Regions from separate parts of the Homo sapiens genome. Here region 1 is linked to region 2. The links are chromatin loops, found by intact Hi-C in ENCODE. Cell type or tissue: K562. All regions are shown on one strand. Links, peaks and the distances in the headings refer to the core of each region. The heading gives the core; the rest is flanking DNA. Region 1 holds the start of SLC37A1 (solute carrier family 37 member 1). Region 2 holds the start of LOC101928212 (a long non-coding RNA gene).

Region 1 (12,337 bases), core at 2,802-10,801, 54 kb before region 2:
AGACCTGCCTTGAGGACAGAGCGCCAGGGGTGCAGAGGCCGCCTGGGACTGCCCGGAGGCCGGTGGGGAGCGCGCCAGCGAAAGCCCGTGCGCCCTCGGAGCCGGGGAAGGCGCGGGCCATGACCCGGGTTCGCCCGCAAAGGCCGGGCAGTGCCGCAAGGCGTGGGGGCGCCCCCGCCCGGTGGCCCCGGGGCTGGTGCGACCCTGGGCACGCCGGGGCCGGGGCCGGAGCCGGGGGTCGCGGCGGCCGGGGAGGGGGAGGAGCCGCGCGGCTCCGCCGGCGCCCCGCGGGCCAGGGAAAGTGAAAGGGCGGCGGGGCCTCCCGCGCGCCGCTCCAGGAAGTCGCGAGCAGGAAGCGCCCGCGGCGGCCGGGCCGGGCTGGGCTGCGGAGCGCGGGCCTCGGCGGCGCAGGTGAGGCGCGGGGCCGGGGCCGGACCGGGAGGCGGGGACCCCCCGCCCCCCCGCCCGCACCTGCGGGGCAGCCGGCGCTCAGGCGCCGCAGCCGCTCAGCACCTGCGGCGCCCTCAGGGAGCCGGGCGCGGGGCCCTGCGCACTCGGAGCTCGGCTCCTCTCCTTCCTTTTCTTTTTTTTCGGGGGGAGGTGGGGGCTGGTTTGGATGTTTTCCGAGAGCCGGGGACGGTCTCAAGCTATTTTCGCGGAGGGAAGTCTTTGAAATACGACATCTAGAAGAGTGGCCCTCGGCGACAATGCCGGGCGTTCCCGGACCGGGGCAACGCTGGGATTCCGGGGAAGTGGAGGCAGAGGGAGCGGGCACGGGGCCGGCAGCCGCTCCACGGAGTCCCCGGCAGGGGCGAGCTTAGCTGTCCAGCCGGGTCCCCTGCCCACCCCGGCCCGGGCCGCGGTGACAGCTGAGGGTCCAGAGAGCCGGCAGGAGGGGACCCTGCGCATTGTCTGCCGCGATGGGGACGTGGGCGTGCCCGCGGAATTCACCTCCTCCGGGGACCAGCCGCCCAGGGAGGAGCCGGCACAGAACGCTGGCTCGGAGCGCCGGCACCCTGGGCCTTTGCGTTGTTTGTCGGCTGAGCAGCTGGTTCCCGGAGCCCGTGGGCCTCCTGGCCAATGCGAGTGACAGCGACCTTCTGGGTTTATAATAAAGGGCTTGACGCGCCGGAAAGTCCCCTCGCCGCTGGCCACCAGCCTTCCAGCCCTTACGGCCCACGCCGTAATCCTGGTGACCGAGAAGGTACGTTCAGTCTAAGGATTTGCATTTGAACGAAGGATACTGGCCAAGCCCCTTACCACCCCCACTCCCCGCTAACACCCCAGCCCGCGGCCCCAGGTTTGAATTTCCAAAGGAGGAATTGCTAAAGCCTGCCCTTTCCGGGTCTCCCTTAGCTCTTTGCCTGGAAGGTGCCTGCCTGCCTGCCTGCCGGCCCTTGAACTTAAATCGTCTGAAGTTGTGTAAGTGGATAAATATTTTAGACTTCCCCCGTTGTTTTTTTATTAATCCCCTTTGAGAGCAAGCTTGAAAACACCTGGCCCCAGACCTGTGATTCACCAAGTCATTTTGGACCTGCATTTACACGTTCTGTTTCATGCAGCCCACCTGTGATGTTCTCTTTGTTGGGGGTTGGAGGCAGGTAAGGGAGGTGGTGCAAATGGAATTCAGGTTCCTTGTACTTCAGCCAAGGGGAAAGAGATAGTGACCATTTTCATTCATCTTTAATATGGAAAGCGCCTTTAAAAGCAAAAAGCCATAGAAAGAGCACACTCTGGACAGGAAGTTGTATTCTATCTCGTAATTTAAAAAAAAGAAAAGAAAAAATGCATGAAAACTTTTGGAGGAGAATTGCATTTCTCACCCATCTTTGCCTGTAAAGTGAGACCCAGTTAAAAAAAAATGTCATAAAGTAGATTATTTAAAATATCTGTGGGGCCGCTTTGATTATGTGTAATGCCACCTCAGCCCTAAAAAGACTGAGGAACCTTACTCCTGCTATTGCTCACTTCCTATCCCCATTATTTGAGTCTCTGCAGATTACTTGGAACCTTCTAGGCAGCGCAGATCACATGTGGGTGGGTCTGGGAGTGGAGCTTGTGAATGTTTCTTTCCTCAGCTTATTCTGTTTTACAGTTGCCTAGGGTGGGTTTTTTGAAGAAATAGGTATAAAACCATGTGTCTTTCAGAGTCTGTTTGTTTTTTTAACTTTTAGTTTCAGGGGTACATGTGCAGGTTTTACAGGTTGTAATAAAGATGCTCTAATGGGCTGTTTCCTAAGTTACTATCTTTTTATATTTTTTTAAGACAGGGTCTCGCTCTGTCGCCCAGGCTGGAGTGTAGTGGTGCAATCTCAGCTCACTGCAACCTCCGCTTCCCAGGTTCAAGTGATTTTCATGCCTCAGCCACCCGAGTAGCTGGAATTACAGGTGTGCACCACCACGCCCAGCTCTTTTGTGTATTTTTGGTAGAGATGGGATTTTGCCATATTGGCCATGCTGGTCTCGAACTCCTGGCCTCAAGTGATCTGCCTGCCTCTGCCTCCCAAAGTGCTGGGATTGCAGGCATGAGCCACCATGCCTGGCCTAAGTTGCTGTGTTTGACAGTGCAATGAAACTGGACATTCTGCCGCTTTTCCTCCCTGGAATGGTAAGTTCCAGGGGGGCCTGTAGAGAGTGACTTTTTAAAAAAGTATCTCTTCTTTTTATGTACTTGGGCAGTGTGCCAAAAACTGGGTTTAAACCAAGTGATTTGCTCCCATTCTGCTGCCCTTTCTCTGCAGGGGATGGGCAGGAAGAAGAGTGGCTGGAGGGAGGAGGTGGCTCAGAGAAACAGGACAAACTGGAATCTGCCCCACTTATCCAGCTGACCCAGGCGAGCCGCCTAGCCTCATTTTTCTCCCTTGTGAAAAGAACGCCCTGCCTCTTCAGGGTGGTCACGGGGCTCAAATGAGAGCATGTCAGTCATGGTTCGTGCTTCCAGAGGTCTTGACCCACTCAAAATGAAGTGGTCTTTAGTGGTGCTGCACAGGCTAGGGAGGAAGGGCCTCATTAGTTGAGCTCTTAACATCCCAAATGTAAAATCACTGTCTTTGCACATCTTAACTGCACTCACTATGAGAATTTATAGCACTTTTCTTTCACCCATTTTACAGGGAAAAGAATCCATCATTGTTTTAAAAAGAAATCAAAGAGGTTTTTTTTCCCTTCTTGATTTGTCAGTGCCTTCTGGGCCTTTGATGTTGTTGTCACAGGTTTTATCAGAGTTGGAGGTTTTTGATTTATTTAGTAGATGGCAATGGAATGTTTCCAGACACGCTGGACATGGAGAAGCAGCACTTGAGAGGAAGACGTTTGCTTCTGACCATCCGTTTCCAGACACTGTTGAACCAAATTCTTTACTCTGAAGTTGTCATCACAAAGTCATTTCCCAGAGTAGATCCAGACCCATTCTGGAGCCCACCCATTTTGAGCAAAATATTGCTTAAATCTAGAGGTTTGAGCAGACGTGGTTTTGAAGTATTTGTGGCTGTTCATTCAACGTGAGTTTCTTGAGCACGTGGTCTGTGCTAGGTTCTGGACAAGGAGATGGAAGTAGGACCTTGCCCTGCAGTCCCGGGCCTTCCTCTTTTGAATTTACAATGAGGATAATATCAGCTAGTGTTTGTTGCGCATTTACTACGTACCAGGCCACTTATCAAGTGCTTCCCATAGGTTATCTCATTGCATGTTTATAACAACATGGATGCTATCATCCCCATTGTTTAGCCTTGAAGGAGAGGGAGCAGAAAGGTTAAGTGACTTGCCTCGGCTTACACAGCCCAGGGTCAGCCTTGGAAGGAGGAGGTATTGGAGTGGGGTGAATCCCACCTATTCAGGCCCTGTAGGACCTAGGAGAAAGGTGTAGTTCTGGCTGGAGCAGATAGAAGAGATGAGGGGCGGCTCCTGGGACGAAAGCTCAGCAGGGATTTTGAATCTTTTTGTAAAAGGTGGTATAAGGGAAAAATCCTTGGAGAATGTGCATTTTTGGAAGCTCACTTTCGAGGGAGGCAAAAGTGAATGTGGGGAACTGATTGGCTTTGGAGGACGCAGTGACTCAGGAATGTCATGAGTTTGACATTGGGATGGGAGACCAGGCCTGCCTGCTGTGCTGGGCCCCTTCTCAGTTCTCTGGCCTCCCTCCCCATTCCTTCCTATATTGCTCTGCCTTCAGCCCTGACTTCATAATCAGGTCATTTTCTGTGACCTCTGAGGTGACCACAGGAGATGAAAAATGAAGAGGCAGACGAGGCAAATTCATTCCTCCTTTGGATTCAAATGGCAAAGTCACAATTAAATGATTGGTTTGATCTGCCCTCTTGTCTAGGCCCACATTTCTCTGTCACTACGGTTCAAAGGTGGCCTGGTCCATAGGGGTGGAACTGAGGCAGTCCAGTGCCCTGGCATGCCTTGATATCTGGGCACATAGCGTGGCTGCTGGACACATACTTGGTTTTGTGAATGGGTTGATCTCTAGATGCCTCCCAGATAGAGATGAGTTCCTTGGTTCCTTTTTATCCACCATCAGAACATTATTTGAAATTCATTTCCAGGTTCTCAGAACAAACCGCCTCAAGGGTAGATACTCCACCTCACTCCCCCTCTTCCTAGTAACACTGCTGGTGGGGGCCCCTGCTTGTATCAGACGTGCAGCTTTGATCAGGACTGGGTACTGCTACTGTACGTGTGTGGTTACTTCTGCCAGTAACGCTGAAGGTGTGAATGTCACGACACTGGACTCTGAATGCCTCTCCTCCTCCTTGTAGAGAGCAGAGCCACTGCCAGAAGGAAGGGGACAAGACCCAGCAGGACACCTTCTTTCCACGCTTTCCAGCCTGTGGGAGCGGCAGGGGCAACAGAGAGAGGATCTGGAGCCAGGATTAATGACTCATTTATGAAGCATCTTATTCTGCGACCGAGGCTCAGTGGTCAGTGGCGACGTAAATGGCTCGACTCCCCGCTGGCATTCGCTTCATCATCTCATTCTCCAGGGATCAGTGGTGAGTCCTGGTGGGGCAGGCCCTTGGCATGGAGCTGTGTATAGGTGAGGGCTACTGTGCAGGTAGTTGTGTTGCCCCAGTTTCATTATAAAACACATAAAACTTGAATCACTGACCTCACCCATAACCGTTGAATTGCTTTTTGGTGGTGGAAGCCGTGACCCAGAACAGTGCTGAGGTGTCCTTTGTCCTTGGTACTGGCATTGTCAGATAGTGTTTGGGCTCCCGCGTGGTCTCCAGTGGTTTCTCTAAGAACCATGGTCCCTACAGAAAAATGACCACTGACTACCAGCAGGGTTAGCAAATGGCTGTGGTGAAATAAGCACATAACTTATATATAAGTTACACAACTCTGAGATCAGATGAGTGGCCTTGCCGGGGCAGAACTTTCAGAGAGAAAATGAAATGTTCTGGTGCAGCCCAGAATGCTGCTTTCCGTTCAGAGAGTGCCTCGCCTTGCATATTCTGAGAATCCTTCTCTTAGGTGGCCTCATTAATTCCATTCTCCTTGAAGGAAACAGTTGACAAGCCCAGAGTCTGAAGCTGGGCTCCCTGGCCTCTAACTTGTCCTGCTGACCTCTTCTGGGAGAGGAAAAACTTTGCTTCTACCCTCGTAGGTTCTGTTTTGGGGGACCTGGGAATTAAACTGACAAAAGACAGACTAGCAAGAGAAAAGACAGATTTCACCACTTATGTACGAGAGGTCATAGAAAAGTGTCCCTCAAAGGGGCATTTAGAATTCTGGGCTTATGCACCGTCCGTCCTTCACAGGGGAAGGGGAGTGAGAGAAAGGTACCTGTGGGCAAACGAATGGCTTTTTGGAAAGACAAGTGGGCCCTCAAGAGAACAGAGAACAGATGGGCGATGTGGTAGTTTTGTGATCATTCCTGTTTCAGTGCAGTGTGGAGGCTTCTCATCTCCAGTGGTAAGAGTCCTGTTTCCCTGGCCCCTCCTAAGGGACAGGATTTATAGCAGATGGATTCTTTTGACTTCTTTTGGGGAACTCTGCTTTTCAGTAGCTAAGAGAATTCAGGAACGCAAATGCCTTCTGCTCAAAATGATTTTGATGCCACAGCGGCAGATTCTGGGCCCATTCATCTCCTCCACGCCAACCCCCTGGCAGCCCCCAGCCCTGTGCAGCTTCTCAGCCCTGCTGGTTGGTGGAGCATCCACAGGGTGTCTCAGGTTTGATTTGAGGGCATCTGTGTTCTTCAACCAGATTGCTTCTCTTCTTGACTTATTTCATGTCTGCTGTGAGTCTAGCCACAAGTGCCTGAACACTTAGGTTTTATTTAGTGAATGTCTAGCTTCTTCATTTTGTAAGTTTATTTTGATATAATTTCAAACTCACGTAACTTACTAACATCTGTAAGAATGTTCCTGTAGAACCGCTGTATGTCAAAGATTAACATTTAGCCTCATCTGCTTCTCTCCCTGCCCCTCCACAGTGTGTTTGTGTGTGTGTGTGTGTGTGCATGTGTGTAGATGTATGTTTGTACACACACACTTTTCTGAACCACTTGAGAGTAAGTTGCAGACATCATACCCTCTTATTTGTAAATACTTCCGTGTGTATTTCCTATGAATAAGACATTCTCTTATAAAACCACAGCAAAAAGATCAAAATCAGGAAATTTAACACCGATAAGATACTGTTATCTAACCCACAGTCCATGTTAAAAACAATATCAAATGTCAAATATCTGTGATAGCATTTCTTCTTCTGTTCAGGATCTAGTTCGGGTTCATACATTGCGTTTAATTATCCTATGGGTCTCGTCTCTTCATCTAGCACTGTTCCTCGGCCTTTTTTCATCTTTTCTGACCTTGGCTTTTTTTCCTTCTTCTTCTGAGACAATGGCCTTGTTGTGTTTGAAGAGTTCAAGCCACTTATTTTATAGAATGTGCCACATTTTAACTTTGTTATTTCCTCATCCTCATGATTAGATTCAGATTATGCATTTTTGACAGAAATCCCATAGAAATGAGGCAGCTTTCTCTTTAATGGAGAAGGAGCTATAGGCATGGGAAGAGGGAGGGGAACTGGAAGGAACTGAGTGAGGTTGGATTGGAATGAAAGTTCTCGGGATAAACTGGTGATGGTCGATATAGAAATAGAGAAGGGTGTGTGTGTGCGTGTGTGTGGGTGTGTGTGTGTAAAATGCACCCCGCTAGGAGGTCCTGGGAACAGTAAGAGCACTAAAGTGAGCACACTTTGGTCCGGGATCTTGGTTTCTGCATGGCATCTCCCACTAAAAGGAGCCAGGAGTCCTTGGAGACCTGGCCAATGCCAGGACTGGGGCAGGGCAAGGAATAGATGAGCCCAGAACATCTTGTGCCAGAAAATAAGGAAGTACTTACAAACAAAGGGACTCTGACTTGTCAAATCTAGGACAATCTGAGATTTACAATAAATGAGACTCATGAATGATAGCCCATTGAATAGCGTAAGATTCGGCGAGTCCTACTGATATAACTAAAGAAGTAGGAGAAATGCACGCTCGCCGTACAGTGGAAGCTGGCCGCTAGGTGGAGCGGGGATGTGGAGCCGCTGCAGGGTACCCAGCGCAGGCACAGAACGCCATGGATGCACCCCGTGGGGCGGCAGCTTGAGGAACAGGATATCTACATTATCTCAAAGCAGGTTCCCAGAAATTCCATATTCATTACTTAGAGGGAAACGTAGTGGTTTCACTGAGGAACTATGAGGCAGACAGCACTTTAACCAATGACCAACGTCAGTGTCACTGCCCTCCTGCACCTTCTGACGGGATACTCTGAACAGGACATGGCATCGCTTCTCTGTCTCAGAAAACATAGACAGAATTACAAAATAAAAAAGGATTTTGGGAGGGCTGTTTGGCTTCTGGGGGTTTGAGCCCATCCATGCTGCAGAGTGAAGCAGAGGATGTCTTTGGACTAATTTCTGCACCAAATCATATCACTCAGTAATTCTCAAAAGTGTTTCTTTATTCCTTATTTGCATGTGATTGAGGTAATAACAGTCAAACAAGGAGACAGATATTTTGCATGGAGCCTCTCACCCTAAGCAGGCTGCCATTCACCTGAGAACACGTGGTCTTCCAGAACATCTCTGAGGAGGCCCAGAGGGGCACCCCCATCTGGTGCTGTCATTGCTGAGACCTGCTTTTTTGCTAGAAATGTGGGATTTTTCATATTGGTGGAAGCCAAGCATGCTATAAGTAGTCATAACTGCAAAAAGTAAGCAGAACACTGAGGAGCAGATAGATTAGATCATTTATTTTTTTATTGTATTTGTTTTATATTCATAAGTCTAAACATAACACAAAACAAAAATGAAAGGATTATATTAGCCTCCTGGGGCTGCTGTAACATGGTACCACAAGCTGGGTGTCTTGAAACAACAGGAATTTACCCTCTCACATCCCTGGAGGTCAGAAGTCCAAAGTCAAAGTGTCAGCAGGGCCACACTTCCTCTGCAGGCTCCGGGGACAGACCCTTCCTTGCCTCTTCCAGCTCCTGCTGCTGCCGCCGTTCTTGGCTGGTGGCTGCATCACACCAGTCTCTGCCTGTGTGGCCACGTGGCCTCCCTTCCTGTCTCTGAGTCTTTGCGTGGCCTTCTGGTGAGGACGCCAGTCATTGGAATGAGGGCTCACTCTATCTAATATGACCTCACCTGAGCTAATCATGTCTACATGACCCTATTTCCAAATAAGGTCACGTTCTGAGGTTTTGGGTGGACATGAAATTATGGGGGATGATATTCAACCCAGTACAAAATGAACAAAAGGAAACATATCATCCAAAACATCTGCTTTATAAATGATAAAGAAAACGTAGATAGAATTACGAAATAAGAAAGGACTTCGGGAGGGCTGTTTGGCTTCTGGGGGTTTGAGCCCATCCATGCTGCAGAGTGAAGCGTCTGCCTACCCAGAGGCCAGGCGTATCGGGGTGACAACCAGCAAGGCAGCGGCCCGAGTGTGGCTGCCGCGGTTTAGCAATAGTCACGGGAGCTGAAGTCAGACCTTTCAAAGAGGAAAGTCTAGCCTCCAGCCACTGCGTCCCCCATCCCCAAGCCCCAAGTCCTAAGTACAGAAGATGAAGAAATGAGAGAGGAAAGACGAATTTGGAAATAGAAGTAGAGTTGGCCTGACACCAGCTAAATAAATACAGCGTTTTCCTCTTCAGTCTTTAGGAACATTCCAGTTTGCTGTGTAAATGGACCCTTCACCCAATTCTACAGGACGGCTTCTGTCAGCCTGGCTACACCGTGGCAGTGACTCTTCCCAAAGGGTCTCATTCATTAAGGTGTCTCCCTCCACACAAGGCTGAACTAAAGGTTCCAGAGGCATGTGCTGCCCCTTGTGTGCTCCTCAGTGTTCTCAGGGCATCTCTAGGCGTGTGCTGTGAGCACCAGCCGGGAGTCACCCCGCAGAGGAAGGCAGGAGCCCAGAACGCATCACCAGGGCCTGATCACCCAAGCAGCCCTGACCATTGGGAACGCGGTGTGTGTCGGGGCCTCAGCACTCTTCAGACCTCAGCCCGACAAAGGGAGACAGCCTTCCTTCTGGGCTGTCTGGGTGGAGAGTGGAGATGTGAACCCACAGCCCATAGGACAGAGCTGCTCTTCTCAAAATCCTTCCTAGCTGGGTGATAACACCTGTAGAACTGGCACTGTGGTTGGAGAATCCTCCTGCATGGAGCAGGAGAGATGGTCCATGGACTTGTCTGAGACTGGGGAGGTGCTGGAGGCAACTTGGCCTGAGAACTTTGTTCACCTGTTTTGAGGAGATTGGAGAAGGAAACCCTGTACTCCAGTGAGGGCCGATCAGGGTCACCCATCAGCCTTACTTGCCCTAGTCAGCTCCAGCAGGTGGGGTGGAAGTGACCAGTTTGTCAAGCTGTGGGCTGGACAAGTGAGCATTGAGGGCCGGTGAAGCCCAGTGGCCTGGAATCTTCCTGCACCAGCAGTCGAAGGCGTGAGAAGCAGTGGTGGCCTAACAGAGAGCTTCATCCAAAGCGCTGAGACTTTCTTTCCTTGCCAGAAAGGATGGTTTTCAGAAACACGAGGACAGAGGCCGGGGCTTCTGGAGCAAATCCACTGTACCCACATAGCCTTTGTTCTTTGGGCTTTGGGATAAATGATAGGCTCGCCTTTTAGGGTTTCGCTTTTTTCCCATTTGGCCCTTGCCATGGGCTTGGAGAGGAAGAATTGGAGAAAGGCCATTGGAAGATAGTTCCCTGATGAAGAAGAGAGCACTGGGGAATTTCTGTCTTCAGTCAGCAGGTATTCTGCGAGTTGGTTTGGTTTGGTTCCTTCCCCAAAGGCACAGGCATTCCAAAGGTTGTAGTTTTGTGTCACACGGAGCCACCAACCTTTCTTTCCCACCTGAAATATGGCCTTTTTTTTTTTAAGAAAAATCTGGAAATATTTATTTGACCCCTACTTTAGCTGGTGACCAGAGAAGAAGGCAGCTCTGGGATCCTAGGATTTTAGTTACTTGTGGAAAGCTTCCCTCGGAGTAAATCACAACATTAAAAATGTAGATGCGCAGCTGGGAGAAGCAACCCCTTATCCCAGGGACTCTCGGAAACGCTGCCTTTCTTTGTCCTGTGTAGGACGCCGCCTTAGGTAATTATTGATTCAGGTTGTTGGTGGCGCCATTTGAAGTCTCTTCCCAGGCCACAAGCAGGACAGGTTCTCCAGGGTAGGGAGATGTGCCTAGGACACAGAAGAGCTGCCCCTCGCCTTCCACTCCTGTCAAATACTTCTTTCTCCCAACCCATTTTGTTGCCCCAAAAAGTATTTTTCTATGCGGTGGTTGAGACTCTTAGACTGGAGTTGCCCTTTGTCTTCTTTCTAAGGCACCTTCTTTTCTTCTTTCTTCCTCACACTCATGCTGACTCTTTCGGCTGCTTTTCTCCCAGCCAAACTGAGCGAGGGGCTTTGTACCAGTGTTTCTGTCACTGGCCTATTGAGAGCCTGCCAGCGTCACTGCCTTTTTCTCTTTGAGGGCCGTGAAATATTTATATGTCTGCCTTGCTTGTGTGCTTCTGAAAAGTTGCATAGAAACCAAAGAGCCAAAAATAAATATGATCTTAATTGCCCAGGATAGCAGGCTACGCCAGAAACTTGTGGTTAGTTTTGTTGTAAACTAAACATTTCATCGTGCTTGTTCTGCTTTGTAAACTCAAGTGTGCATCTCGAGTCCCAGGTTTCCCTTTGGTTACGGTTTCTTTAAATAGATGAATGCTTTTGATATTGTGACGTAATAATAAGAAACATGCTTTTGGTCTCTGGCCCTGGTTCTGGGCACACAGCTCCTACAACCTTTAGTGCTGAGTGTCTTTTTGTTTGCTAATGAGGTGACTGTGGCGGGCCCCAGGACAACCTCCTGGGGGACTGGTTGCCAGGGCAACCGACCACGTGATTAGAGGTTGGGACTCCACCCGTGGACCTCTGGGGAGGGGAGGGAGCCCGCAGAGGTGGAGTGGATCACCAGTGGCCGGTGTTCTGCTCGATCGTGCCTGTGTAATGAGGCCTCCACAGACTCCCTCAACGACAGCGTTTGGGGGCTTGCAGGCTGCTGAGCACGGGGAGGTTCCCGGAGGGTGGAGCCCTGGCGAGGGCACAGCAGCTCCGAGCTCCCTGCCCCATACCTCGCCCTGTGCATCTCTTCATCTGTATGTATTCTTTGTAACATCGTTTATAATAAAGCAGTAAATGTGTTTCCCTGAGTTCTACGAGCTGCTCTGGCAAATTAATCGAACCTGAGAAGGGGTTCTTGGGAACCACCCTGAGAGCCAGTTGGTCAGAGGAGCAGGTCACAACCTGGGGCTTGTTGCCATTGGCATGTGAAGCGGGGCAGCCTCGGCCGGAGCCCCGCCCTGTGGGGGCTGATGCTGACTCCTGGAAGACAGTGTGAGAATTGAATTCACTTAGAGGACATCCAGTGTCAGCTGGAGAATTGCTTGGTATATGGGGAAAACCCCTACACACGTAGTGTTAGAAGTATGGTATGTTGTGTGTTGTGCATGAGGGTAGGAAAAGCAGTCTGGTTTTTCCTGTCTCTTACAGTGTTCAGTTTCCATTTGGACAAAGCAAACGTGGCAATATTTTTTAATGTTCCAATATTATAGTGACATAAGTAATATTGATAATGGCTGTAGAACTGAATGAATAATACACAGCATAAGAACGTTTCAGAACACAGTGATATGTATTCCTAACATAACTTCTGTTATTTCATATCATCCTCTCCCACTGTTTTGTGTTTCAGGTACAGAGCCTTCATTTTTATTTTGACATTTCTGCTGTATGCAAGTTTTCACTTATCTCGAAAGCCTATCAGCAT
Region 2 (12,337 bases), core at 1,175-9,174:
AAAAACCAATTGGTCCAAAATCATACAGGGTTCTGAGTGTTACCAGCATCGTCGAAGCTCTTGAAGAGAATTCAGTGGCATATTCTGGAATTTAAAAAGGTGGCAGAATAAGCAAGCCATCCCCTTAGGGAGCAGGCAGGTGGAGCTGGCAGAGTGCCAGTCTCCTCGCCCATGTGCAGCCTGACGGCACGGCTGTGGCCTTCCCTGAGCCCTTGTATGGGGAGCACGCACAGTGGCTGCACCTGCCAGGCGAAAATCAGGAGTTGCCACACCTGCCAGGTGAAGATCAGGAGGGTCCTTCCTACATGGGGGACGTTATGGGGGGCTGCCTGGTGTGGCTGTCACAGCTAATAAGGAGGACCTGGGGTGCCAACCTGTGTGTCACTTGCTGCGTGGGGGTCTCCAGTAAAGCCGAGTGTTTGGTAGATGAAGGTGGCTCGGTAGACCCAGGTCAGCCAGAACCTGGTGCTGGAGCCTTCCCACTGGCTCGTGCAGGGAGCTGATGTTGTTCTTGGCTGCCCCTGGCCTTGGTGCCAGCAGGCTGGAAACATCACAGCACGTTTCTGGGTGCCCACTGCTGTCTCAGTGATGCAGAATGCAAAGCCCTCCCGCCACATGGCCTCCCTGCTGCTCCTCCGAAGGCCAGGCTGGCCCCCGTGCGGGCTCTTTGCTCTGGTCACACCCCGTGCCTGGGAAGGTCCCCACAGGTGACCTCGTGCCGCACTCCCTCGTGCCGCACTCCCTCGTGCCGCACTCCCTCGTGCCGCACTCCCTCGTGCCGCACTCCCTCGTGCCTTGAGTCTTTGCCCAGATATCATCCTCTCAGCAAGACTTCCTGGGACCACCCTGCTGAGAACGCGTGAACCCTTCCGACTCGGCCTCCAGGCCCCTCTCCCGGGTCTGTTCTCTGGAGCGCTCTCCCCATCCGCAGTGGGATTCGGTGCACTCCTCTGTTTTGTCTCCTCTGTCTCCTGCCACTGGAACGGAAGCTCCAGGAGGACGGGATTTGCCTGATTCTTTGCTGTATCCCAGTGAACTGAATGAGCTGCTCCCAGACAGTTAGAATCGCAGCCGGGGCCCAGGCGGCTGACTGCACAGTGAGGAGCCAGGCCGGACAGGCCCCAGGCGCCCCCGCCCAGCCCTGGGTGGCGGGAACCCCAGCTCCACGCTGCTGCTGCTGCGTTTCCTTGTTCTGCGTTTCCTTGTTCTGGCCTTGTTCTGAGAAGCGGCGGGCAGGGTGGCCGTTGCCATGTGACACACGGCCTGATTCTGAGAAGCGGCGGGCAGGGTGGCCGTTGCCATGTCATGCGACACACGGCCTGGTTCTGAGAAGTGGTGGGCAGGGTGGCTGTTGCCATGTGACACACGGCCTGGTTCTGAGAAGCGGCGGGCAGGGTGGCCATTGCCATGTGACACATGGCCTGGTTCTGAGAAGCGGCAGGCAGGGTGGCCGTTGCCATGTCATGTGACACACGGCCTGGTTCTGAGAAGCGGCAGGCAGGGTGGCCGTTGTCATGCGACACACGGCCTGGTTCTGAGAAGTGGTGGGCAGGGTGGCTGTTGCTCAGAAAGCCACACTTTGGCTTTTGCTGTTCACCAAAGTGAGACCAGACCAGCCTCGTCTCTGCCCTTCATGTTGGTTCCTTCCTTTCACTGGATCCAGAGGGGCTTTGAGTGTATTGGGTGGCGGCAGTAGTCACCCCTCTGATCTTCTGTCTTGGGCATCTCAGTAGGAAGTCGGGGGACTGCGGGGCTGAGCTCAGTTCTGGTTGACGTTGTGACTGCGTGGCCTTCTCTTGGCCTTGTGCCTCAGTGGACTGCAGTCTGCAATTCGGTCTGACTCTGCTGTGAAACCCTGTTCTTAAAGCTAACTTGGCGCTCTACTGGCAACCCCGATTGCTGTTTTAAAAGCAGAGGATCAGCATAAAAAAAGAGAAGGAAATCATGAACTAGGTGAAAAAACACATTTTTCTTCATATTCTCAAAATGAGAGGGAAGCAGAAGTCTGTGGCTAAGGGTGGAGACCCTGCGTCTGTGAACAGAGGCCACTGCCCACCACTGCCCCCAAGCAGGTGGAGGGAGGCACAGTTCTGAATGCCTTTGGCCCCTCACAAGGAAGGTGGCACACACACCGGACCCCCTCTGGCCTTCTGTTAACCTGCACCAAGTCCTGACTGTCCGCGGAGCTGCCGCGCCCACCTTGATGGCTGCTGCGTTACACCAGAGGCAGGACCAGGACCTGACTCCTCCAGGCTCCACTGCCCATCAGTGCCTGCTGCCTGCTCAGTGAATGGTCACCATGGAAACGGCGCTCAGGCCTACCCACCCCCACCACCACGCCTTGGTCATTGTTCCTTCCATGAGTGAGTGCTGCCCAGCAAGACAAAGTACAGGCTCCAGTGGGAAGGCCACCATGTCAGCCAAGTCCCTTCCCGAAGGAGGTGCCCGCATGCTTATTCAGTGTCACTGTCCACTCCTTGGCAGTGACTCGGGTGGAGGCGAAACATGACTAATCGTAAATCACCCCTGCCTTCTCCCAAGTGCCACACGGTTTGTTGACACGGTGTGCGCCTGGGGCGTTCACAGTGCTTAGAATCGCAGAGGTTGCCGTTTCTGTACATTTCATGCAGAGCAATTAAATAGGGCACTGCATTTTTCTTCAAGTTAATTTTTATTTATTAAAGTAAAACATAATGTACCTTAGAAGCTAGACAGTCCTACAAGCTTATTATGTTGTACAGCGGCGTTCCGTCCCCCTCCCCAGCCCTCTCTTTCTAGAGGCAGCCAATTTCAGCTGCCTCTCTCTGCTTACCTACGTATTTCCATGTTTCTTGGTTCATCATCTGAACGTCATCAGCTGTGCTCCTCTTACGGAAGAGGGGACCTGGCTCCCTTCCACCCCGACATTGCCCACCCCTCCTCCTCCTCAGTTATACCAGCCATGCTTCTGCCCTTCACTTTCCAGCCAAGAAACAAACTTTAATTATGCACCCTCAATAGATACATCTTGTTTTTTCCCGGGTAAGTAAACATCTCTTTTCCTCTTTTTCACATTTCCGACAAAGTTCTTCCTTCCCTGCACCGTGGTCGCCATCCTGCCCTGCCCCACCCCTTTCACGCCATCAGCCTCACTCCGCCCACTGCGCGGCTTGGCCCCAGAGCACCTGTCACCACGGTGCTGGGAGTCCCCCTCCTCTCTTGCCTGCGACACAGCCCTAGCAGTCTAGACCCCTGTTTACCACTCCTGTGGTGGAAACTGGCTCCTAGCAGCTTCCTGAGTTAGGGGAGGTGGGTTCTGCAAGCTTACAAGTGCGTGATGGCTGGATTCTGCTCTCGCCTGAGGCAATGTGGACGTGGAAACACCTTCTCTTCAGAACCCCCGTCTTCCAGCCTCCATTGCTGTCACTGACACGTTCACAGACATTCTGACCCCAGCCCTTGCTTTCTGACCTTCTCTTTTTTCTCTTAGATCTCCAGGTTCCCTTCCTTACCCCGGGAGCCTTTCTTCATCCACCGTCCTGGGGCACCTGGTGGCACCTTCAGTCTGGAAACACCTGCCCTTCACTTTAGGGGAATTGGGCCCCTGTTCGTTTGATAAGTTTTCCTACCATTTTCTGATTTGTTTTTTCTTTCTGGAAAATGTATTAGTCAGATGTAGGCTTTTCTGGATTAATCCTTCAACTTTCCTTTCTTTCTTTCCCTTCCTGCCTGTCTCCCTGTTCTTTCTTACACTTTCTCAGGGAGATTCTTGACTGTATTTTCCAACTTTGTATCGACCATTTTACTTTTCCTGCCATATTTTCAATGTTTACTGATGTTTCTCTGCCCTTTCAGTGCATCCTGTTTTATTTCATGTTAGACTGAATCATGTGAAATTGATAACAGGTTTTCAGCCACACACACACAAAAAAAAAAAAAAGAGTGTGTCCTGAGGTTCAGCTTAGTCTTCTGTTGGCTCTCTGGGGGGAGGTTCAACTTAGTCTTCTGTTGGCTCTCTGTGGGTGCTGTGAGCTCTGGGAATGTTCTTCTCCTCCAGGCTCCCTCCTGCCAGCTTGCTTGCTTTCACGTTGGGGTGTTCCCCAGACACAGGGCAGACCTAGGTTGCCCCTTCATCACTTCCCATGGAAGAAGGGGCCCTGCATAGTGGTTTGAAGTCTCTCTGTGGGGACAGTGTGCTGGCTGCTGGTCTCCAGGCAGTGGGACCCTGCGGAACCTGCAGGAGGAGACTCCTTCAGTGCCCAGGGGAGCCTGGGTCCAGCTGCCAACATCCTTGCCATGGCATGGAAGCTTGGTGGAAGCTGGTGTCTTTCCCCAGATCCCCTGTCGCCTGTTAGGTGAGCATCCCTGTCCTGCACTGGGCTTAGTGTCCCCACGGGTTAAGCTGCGCTGTCCTGCACGGGGGCATCAGGAGGAGTCTCTTTATCAGTGAGGATGAGAAAAGAGACCTGGGATCCGAGGTGCGGCAGAGGGAATGTAGCTAACAGTTTGTGATAAAAGACTCAACCCATGCACCTTTTTTCTCTTGCTGACCCCCTTCCGTTCCCACTGCGTTCCTCCTTCCTTGCCTTCCCCTCCCCTGTCTCTTGGGCTCCGCTGGGCCTCGCTCTGCTCCAGGTGTCCCTGTGCTGTCTCCCTCTGAGGATGCTCAGTGGAGCAGGGAACACTGGAGGCTGTGTTAGCTGTCAGCCCTTCTGTGTCCATCTTCCAAAACTACGTGCCCTTCGGTGGGAGGATTTATCATCTTTAGAAGTCAGTGATGGCGCAGTTCATGTTGCTTGGGGGTGTGGAGATAACACATGAGTAGCCGACCATGTTTACCTGGAAGTTCTGAGAATTAAAAAAAAAAACATACAATTGCTCCTGGGATTATAAAATAGTAAGTGCACTTTGTGAACACTTGAAAAAAACAAGTGCCTAGGGCATGAAAGACCCTGGTTATCTTACCTCTCAGAGTTGAATATGTCAGTTCATAGGTTGGTGGAAATTCTTCATGCTTTTTCCCATGCATCTACCAAAACAGGCCATCCTACATGTGTATCAGAATTCATTTCAGTCCCTCTTGGTAAAATGCACCAGATGCTACAAAACACATTCTTAAACAGCAGTCCTTGGGCATTTAGGGGGATACGTTATTTGTTTTCATCATTTAAAAACACATCTTGACATAATTTCAGACTTTGAGAAAGTTGCAGAAATAGTACAAAGAATTCAGACATTTTAGTACATGTGGTTCATCATGCACCCGTGTTTTTACACACACACATGCACACACACATATATGCACACACACATGCATAATTTTTCTGAACCACTTAAGAGTAAGATGCACACATGCTGCCCCTTTCCTCGTAACTATTCAGCATGTACTTCCTAAAAACAAGGAGTTCCATGACAGACCACAGTGCATGATCAGAATCAGAAAGTGAGCATTGAAAGAATATTAGTATCTACAATTCTTATTCAAATTTTACCCAGTTACATTTTTATAGCATAAGAATATCTAAGATTGTGCATTGAATTCAGATTTCCTTACGTGTACTCAAGAAAATAATGGGAGTGTTGGATGAAAAGAATGAACATTGCAATGTCAACACACATTTTTAGGATGGTTCTGGGAAAAGGCTGTGCCAGCTCTGCCTTCCCAGTACGGAGGCGTACAGGTGGAGTATCCTTATCTGAAGTACTTGGGACCAGAAGTGGTTATGTCTTTTTATTTTTTCAGATTGTGGGATATTTGCATTACACTGGTTGAGCATCTCAAATCCCAATTCTGAAATGCCCCAGTGAGCATTTCCTTTGAGTGTCAGCACTCAAAAAGTTACAAATTCTGGAGATTTTGGATTTCAGGTTTTCAGATTTGGAAGGCTCAACCTATACTAGGCCTTGTACCCGCTCCCAATCTGATAGGCCAGGATGAGGTAGTGTAGTTCCATATGTGTTCCTTTCATTGTGAGTGAGGTGTTGAGCCCCATTCTCTGTGGCTGCTAGTTATGTGCTGGGATTTTCTCTAAACAGCACCATGTGTGTCCATTTGCCTGATTTCAGGAGCAGCCCTGGGCCCCCTGCTGGCTGGGCTCCTCTCCCCGTCCGGCTGGAGCAATGTGTTTTACATGCTGATGTTTGCAGATGCCTGTGCCTTACTGGTAAGTCGGCCTATTTTTAGTCCAATCCACCTTGAATGCAGATCTCTGTGGTTGTGTCCAAACACTGGTGGAACTTTCTCCCATGCATTCCTGAGTTATCAGAGAGGTTTGGGTCTTCCCATCTTTTCTAAATATGCGTGGTCTAAAGCTCCTTCTCTCTCTGATTAGAAAAAGTCAGAAACAGAAGCAGGACAGTCTTGCTCTGCAGCCTTGGGCGGGATAGCACAAAGGCCAGGAGCGTGGAGCTCCGTGGCTCTAGATCCTGCCTGTCACCTGTCATGTGTGTGACTTGGGCAGGTTTCGTAACCTCTGCTCCACAGTTTCCACAGCTTTAAAATGGGCATGATAATGGCACCCAGTGACAAGATTGTTGTGGGAATTAAAGCAGATGATACACAGAGCCTGGCCTCCCAGTGGTCATCAGTGTCCTGGTGTCCCTCCTGCAGCCATGCTGTCAGACGGCGGGAGCGGCCCCAACTTCTTTCACCTGAAGGGATGGGAGAGAATAAAGGAGCAAAGAGGTTGCCAGTGCAGACACTGAGTCGCCTTCTGGCTTCTGCCCCCTTTTCTCTGGGCTCCTGCTTCTGTGCCCTCCTGTGTTGAGAAAGTTTGAGGTTTTCCCCTGGGTAAGGAAGACCAGTGATGATGTCACAGTCACATAGATGTGCAGCTGTGAGGGGTGCATACACATCTTTACAAGTCACCTGGCCACAAAGTCCCCAGACCCACAGCCATGCCTCTCCTCTCACTTCACCAGACAAAACCTTAGGCTGATCCCAATAAAAATGAGTTGAGAATTTCAGAAATATCAACTCACTCAATTAAATGAAAGTCTTATATTTTAATTCCAGGAAATTCTAAAACTCAACTTCCCCACCACATACAAAATCAAATACCGACTCTCAACCTATGAACTTACTAGGTTTAAATGGCTGTTCTTTGGATCATCTGTGGGTTCTTTTAATGCCTGAATGTTCTAATGAAGCCTCCAGATGGATTTCCACTAAGTAGCAGTAAAATTCCTGTCATTACAACTGTTCAGAGAATCTGAAATATCTTCTTTAGAACTATCTGGTAATATATATTGAAAATTGTTTTGATGCTTAGCCAAACTCATAAGAAAGTAAAGGAACTCCCCAGGAGCCAGAATTGTAAAGGCAATATAAATACACAAGCTCAGGAATCAACGGGTTGGGGTGGTTGTGCCCACACTGGGTAAGAGACAAGGCGTTAGGCTGGCACAAGATGAAGATTTGGAACTGGAGACTTCGTCATAGAGCCAGGACCCTCGAAGAGCCATGCTTGCAGTGAAAGAGTATACTAGATGATATCTGCACACTGGCACAGGAAGACAATGGGAATCTGCCCATCTTAGCCAGATTAGGGGGAAGAAATCTCCCTTGAAAATTTTTAGCCATAGACCTCCCCACAGTCAGCTTTAATCTTTGAGCTTATATAAATATATTTTAAATGAGCAAAGTTGGTCCTTAGGCAGTAATACAGAAGCAAATAGGGACAAATCTCAACCCTGCAGCATAGGATTTCTGTAGCTAACACCCTACAAAAGATGAGCTCACAATCCAAAATAATGAAACATAAGGAAGCAATCCACATTGAATGACAGTAACAGACATAAAAAATGGTGGAATTGGACTCCCCCAAAACTGCAGATAAAAGAGTTATGTAAACTAAAAATAAATATATGCAATGTTACTAATGACATAAGAAAAAGGAACTGACCTCATGAAAAAAAGAACAAGACACTATTGAAAAGACAGAGCAGGCTTCAAAAACAACCAAACAGGAGTTATAGAAATGAAAAATGTGATCTTTAGCCTGGAAAAAGACTCAATGGATGGGTTAGAAAAGCAAATTAGATACCGCTGAAGAGAAGATTACTGAAGTGAAATATAGATATGAAGAAATTATCCAGAATTCAGCACAAAAAGAGAGATGGAAAATATTAGAGAGAAATTAAATATAAAATGGAGGACCAAATGAGATGGCCTAAAGTTATCTGAAAGTAATTCCAGAGGAAGATGATAGACTGGATTTGAAGCAATATTTTAAGACAAAATAGCTGAGAATTTTCCAGATACATGAAAGACAAACATTCTTAGATTCAGGAATCAAATGACTTAGAATTCTGTACCTAGATAAACTTGCACACAAGAGTAAGGGTGAAGTGAAAACATTTTTAACCAAAGATGCTCCCAGCAAAAATTGCTAAACAATGTATTTAGAGAAGGAAGATAGATCCAGAAGGAAAGTCTGAGATGCAAGGAGAAATGCAAGCAAAAAAAAAGTGATATTCCTAAGGATGAATCTAAAGGAGTATTGACCATATAAAATAGGGGCCAGCTAACTGTGGCCTATTTTTGTGTGATCCTCCAGCTGGGAATGGTTTATATTTTTAAATATGTCTTTAAAAAATCAACAAAAGAATGTGCAACAGAAACCATATGGCTGCAAAGCCTGAAATATTTACTATCTAGACCTTTACAGAAAAAGCTTTCTGACTCTCAGTTTAAAACAACAGCAATAATGACTAATTTGGGCAATATAAAAAAGAACTGAAATACTGAAAATGTAAGGTACAAGTGGGACAATGAGAGTTCCAGTACACTGCAGTTCTTATGTTGTCAAGCCAATAGCAATAGAATGTGTAACCTTCAAGGCAATACAGGGAAATGAAGACTTAATCTAAGAGAACCTAGGGTCAGGGGAAGCATAGAAAAAAACAGGGTAAATACAGAAATACAGAGCAACATGGATGAAAATGATCCCAGCATGCCAGCAACACAGTGACAATAAATGGACTTAAACTCATCAGTTAGGAGCAGAGATTGTCAGGTTGCTTTTAAAAATACAGGCACTGGTTATTTACAAGAAACACACCTGCTACACTGGAATTCCGAAAAGACAAAAGTAAAAGAATGGGAAACTACACGACAGGTAAATAATAACCAGAGGAAGCCGGATTTGCTGCGTTGGAAGAAAGAGACCTAAAGCTGAAGCACTTGGGAGACGGGGGCTTGTCGCAGTGGAGAAGGAACTATACCAGGATGTGCAGCAGGTCCGTGAGCTTGAGTTGGGCTTTTCAAACCTAAGAACTAGACATACCTTTTTCTCTTCACTGATCAACATGCTTTTTGGTATCTTTTCACCAAAATAGACAAGTGTTTCCTCCCGAGTCTGGAGCTGAGAACCTCCATGATCTGAGCAGGTGTCCTGGGGGGCCAGAGGGCACCATGCTTCCTGCCTCACAACACACACTGATGGCCAGCTCCAGGGCCTGCAGGACTGCCTGGCGCACGACCGAAGGCCTCAGGTCTCCAGTGCGTGTCGCCTGGGCTCCTGGAGTTGGTAGGGCCCCTCCTTGTTGGTCATTCTTGCATGCGTGAGCCAAACACGTGGGCATGTTTTGAAATTGGATCTCTGTTCTTCAGAACTGTCACCATTTACAGTTCATCCCGTACCCACAGATAACACTTGCTACTATATTCTTCATCTTTTTCTCTCTTAATGATCAGCTTTTCATAATCATAGGCCTCTTCGGGCTAGCACTTTTCATACATCACACTTGGCAGGATGTAGATGTGGGTAAGGTACCAGCTCAAACACAATAAGCCTGTGCCGGTAGTTGGAGCTAGAGGTTCAGATTCACACAGATGGATTTATTTAACAAAAATCTTGCTATTGTCACCAGCACTATTGTTCGTACCTGCCGTGTTCCCACGACCTTTACCACCTAATTGTCGCAAACACCTTTCATGCACCAAGCAGAGCAGCTGGATGCATCTTATCTGTAGGAGGGGCCCCTGTTCTCTCCAGCTTGAACTCACCTCATACAAGGGACTCCTAAGCTCCTACTTGAACCACAAGCACCTAAGAAAATAGAAGAGTTTCTGCCTTCTAGAGCTCTGGCCTGAGGCTTGGTGGTGGGGCCATGTGTTTGGTTTTTAAGTAGCCCCTCGAGACCCTCCAGCACCCCTTCCCTGCCTCCCCTGGACCAGTGATCCACCCTGGGTCTGAGGGCATCTGCTGCCCTCTAAGAACGAGGGGCCACGTCCAGGGAGAGCCCTCCTGTGGGCTGATGTCCCACTTGGGGAGAGACTGGATCCACACTGGAAAATGCACTAGTTAAATTGGAGGTAGCACAATCATTTGTCTGGATTTGTAGGCTGGCGTTGAGCCCTCAAACATGTGAAGGGCACGGAGTTAAAGCTCTGGGTCCGGCGAGGAGCCAAGGCTGAGGCAGTGATGTTGGTGGAAAGCCCTGGGCCCCGGCCAGGCCTGGCCTCCAAGGGGCTCCCAGTGGGGTGCGGCTGTCCTGTGACAGCCTCTTCAGACCCCAGGGCTGGCGCCAGAGGAAGTGCTCACCTGGCTTTAGAGTCACCTGAGAAGCTCGCAGGTCCACCCACTGGGCCACCCGCATTATGGTCCTCTTGTCTTTATTTCCTTTTTCCCACTGTGGACATTTCATGATTGGATTAATTTTAGTCTAAACGTGACTTGAACCCAGAAGTAGTTCAGGCTGCATCTCTCCCAAAAGCCTTGTTTTCAGGGCAGCTCCTGGTTCTTCGTGGGCCTTCATCAGACAGCCCTGCCCTCATCAGACAGCCCTGCCCACAGGAGCCCAGGCCTCCGGCTGAGCATGCAAGCCCCGCTGCTCTTGCAGGGAGGCCACCCCAGGGAAGGTGCTGTGGGGAGAGAGCCACCCGCCCAGGCCTTGCGGGCCAGGTCCTCATGGTGCCCACGGCGCGGGCCGCCCTGTGCCTGCTCCAGTAACAGGTGGGCTCACCTTTGTTTTGGTGCAGTTCCTGATCCGCCTCATACACAAGGAGCTGAGCTGCCCAGGGTCAGCTACGGGGGACCAAGTTCCGTAAGTCCCACTCGGGCCCTGTCTCCGTGCGTGAAAGCCGGCTCCAAAGTGCCTTCTGTCCTATCTGCCTTCTGCACCTGGCTTTCCTGAAAGAAAGAAAACGCGTGGCTTATCTTTTCACGGCACGCCACCTTCACTCTCACTTTTTCTTTTCTAATAAATACCTCTGGATGGGTTAGTGGTAATCTCTCCTCAAACCCTGAGTGGAAAATGTGAGGGAATTGCCGTCTTTGGCATTCTGTTGGAGCTGCAGCCCCCCGAGCTCTCCTTGCCTTCCTGCTCGCCCCCTTCTCCCTCCCTCCTCTTTTCCCTCCCCCCTTGGTCCTCCCTCGCTCCCTTCTCACTTCTTCCTGGCCCCCAGAAGGCTGCGGGAAAGGTGCAAGGGTTTATCCAGCATCCAGCACCCCTGCAGGAGAGGAATCCCTGCTGGGCCGGGAGGGCAGCTGGCTCCCCATAGGATTTGCACATGGTGTGTGAAGTTCAGCATCTCTTGCTGAGCCACTGCTGGCTGTTAGAGCAGCTCTTCTTTCAACCTTTCTTTCAGATTTAAGGAACAGTGACACCCCACCCCAGTCCCGTGGAGGGGGTCTGGGCCCACCCTTCACAACTGCCTTTCAAGGACAGTTCAGACAAAGGGCCCTGCATGGAAAGAGTGACCTCCCTTTGCCTTTTGCACACGCACCTGGAAAAGACACAGAAGCCAACCTGAGAACCCCTGGTGCTATTTTAAAGGAGACATATTGCTGAACAGCAGTGAGAAAAGTCTGCAGGAACTGCTGCCTGAGCCAAGCCAGAGAACCGAAGACCCGGCCGGCCCTGGCCTCACAGGCGTGTGCCCATGCAGCCACCCAAATGCACGCGTGACAACAAGGCCGGGAGGGTGGGGGGGGTGCACAGGTAGCCCCGACCCTCTCAGGCATTCCAGCCACAGAACATCAAAGTGAGCGAGTACTGCGCTGGCTGTGGCTTCAGAGAACCTGTATGTGCCACATGGAAAAACAGGACACCAGAGCCCACCAGACAGTGCCGGCCAGCAGAGAAGCAGAGAGCCAGCGCCACACAACATCAAGAAGGCCGACAACCAGGTTGGAAACCAAGACGGAGCTCAGACCCACCACATCGCCCCAGAGGCTTTTCCAGCACCCATGATGTTTCGGACTGACCTAAAAACTAATTGTCGAGAAGCCAAGGGTGAGGAGGCAGGAAGCACCTCCGGTTGGAGGCACCCAGGCTTGCCAGCCACAGAGCGCCCCAAAGTCACCGTCATCCCAGCCCCTGGCCTTCCTGCTGCCCTCCGGGGCCATGGCAC

Evidence for each region. Peaks named below come from ENCODE experiments on the same cell type or tissue, not always from the same donor. Only the 100,000 strongest peaks of a DNase experiment are listed, where the experiment ranks them.
Region 1: a loop joins it to region 2, with 1.9 times the contacts of the local background. A loop is called at or near these places in 7 of 110 quality-filtered maps.

The regions. Positions count from the first base shown.
Region 1 is chr21:42,513,514-42,525,850 of GRCh38, forward strand. SLC37A1 (solute carrier family 37 member 1) reads left to right here and starts at 339. Exons shown (of 20, transcript NM_001320537.2): 1 at 339-1,204; 2 at 4,764-4,997; 3 at 12,263-12,337. The coding sequence starts at 4,942. It overlaps LOC107987299 (a long non-coding RNA gene), which reads right to left. Exons shown (of 2, transcript XR_007067878.1): 2 at 12,087-12,337. RefSeq lists enhancers at 1-188, 1,030-1,259, 7,078-7,579, 7,580-8,079, 11,683-11,772 and silencers at 100-459, 680-759, 770-869. In K562, for the core only: a CTCF peak has its summit at 7,507 (motif pointing right); a DNase peak (open chromatin) is centred at 7,528; H3K27me3 peaks cover 6,928 bases.
Region 2 is chr21:42,568,773-42,581,109 of GRCh38, forward strand. It overlaps SLC37A1 (solute carrier family 37 member 1), which reads left to right. Exons shown (of 20, transcript NM_001320537.2): 18 at 6,046-6,143; 19 at 10,964-11,028; 20 at 11,573-12,337. The coding sequence ends at 11,588. LOC101928212 (a long non-coding RNA gene) reads right to left here and starts at 5,038. Exons shown (of 2, transcript NR_171773.1): 1 at 4,945-5,038; 2 at 4,312-4,827. RefSeq lists an enhancer at 2,950-3,693. In K562, for the core only: a CTCF peak has its summit at 6,076 (motif pointing left); a DNase peak (open chromatin) is centred at 6,069; H3K27me3 peaks cover 3,943 bases.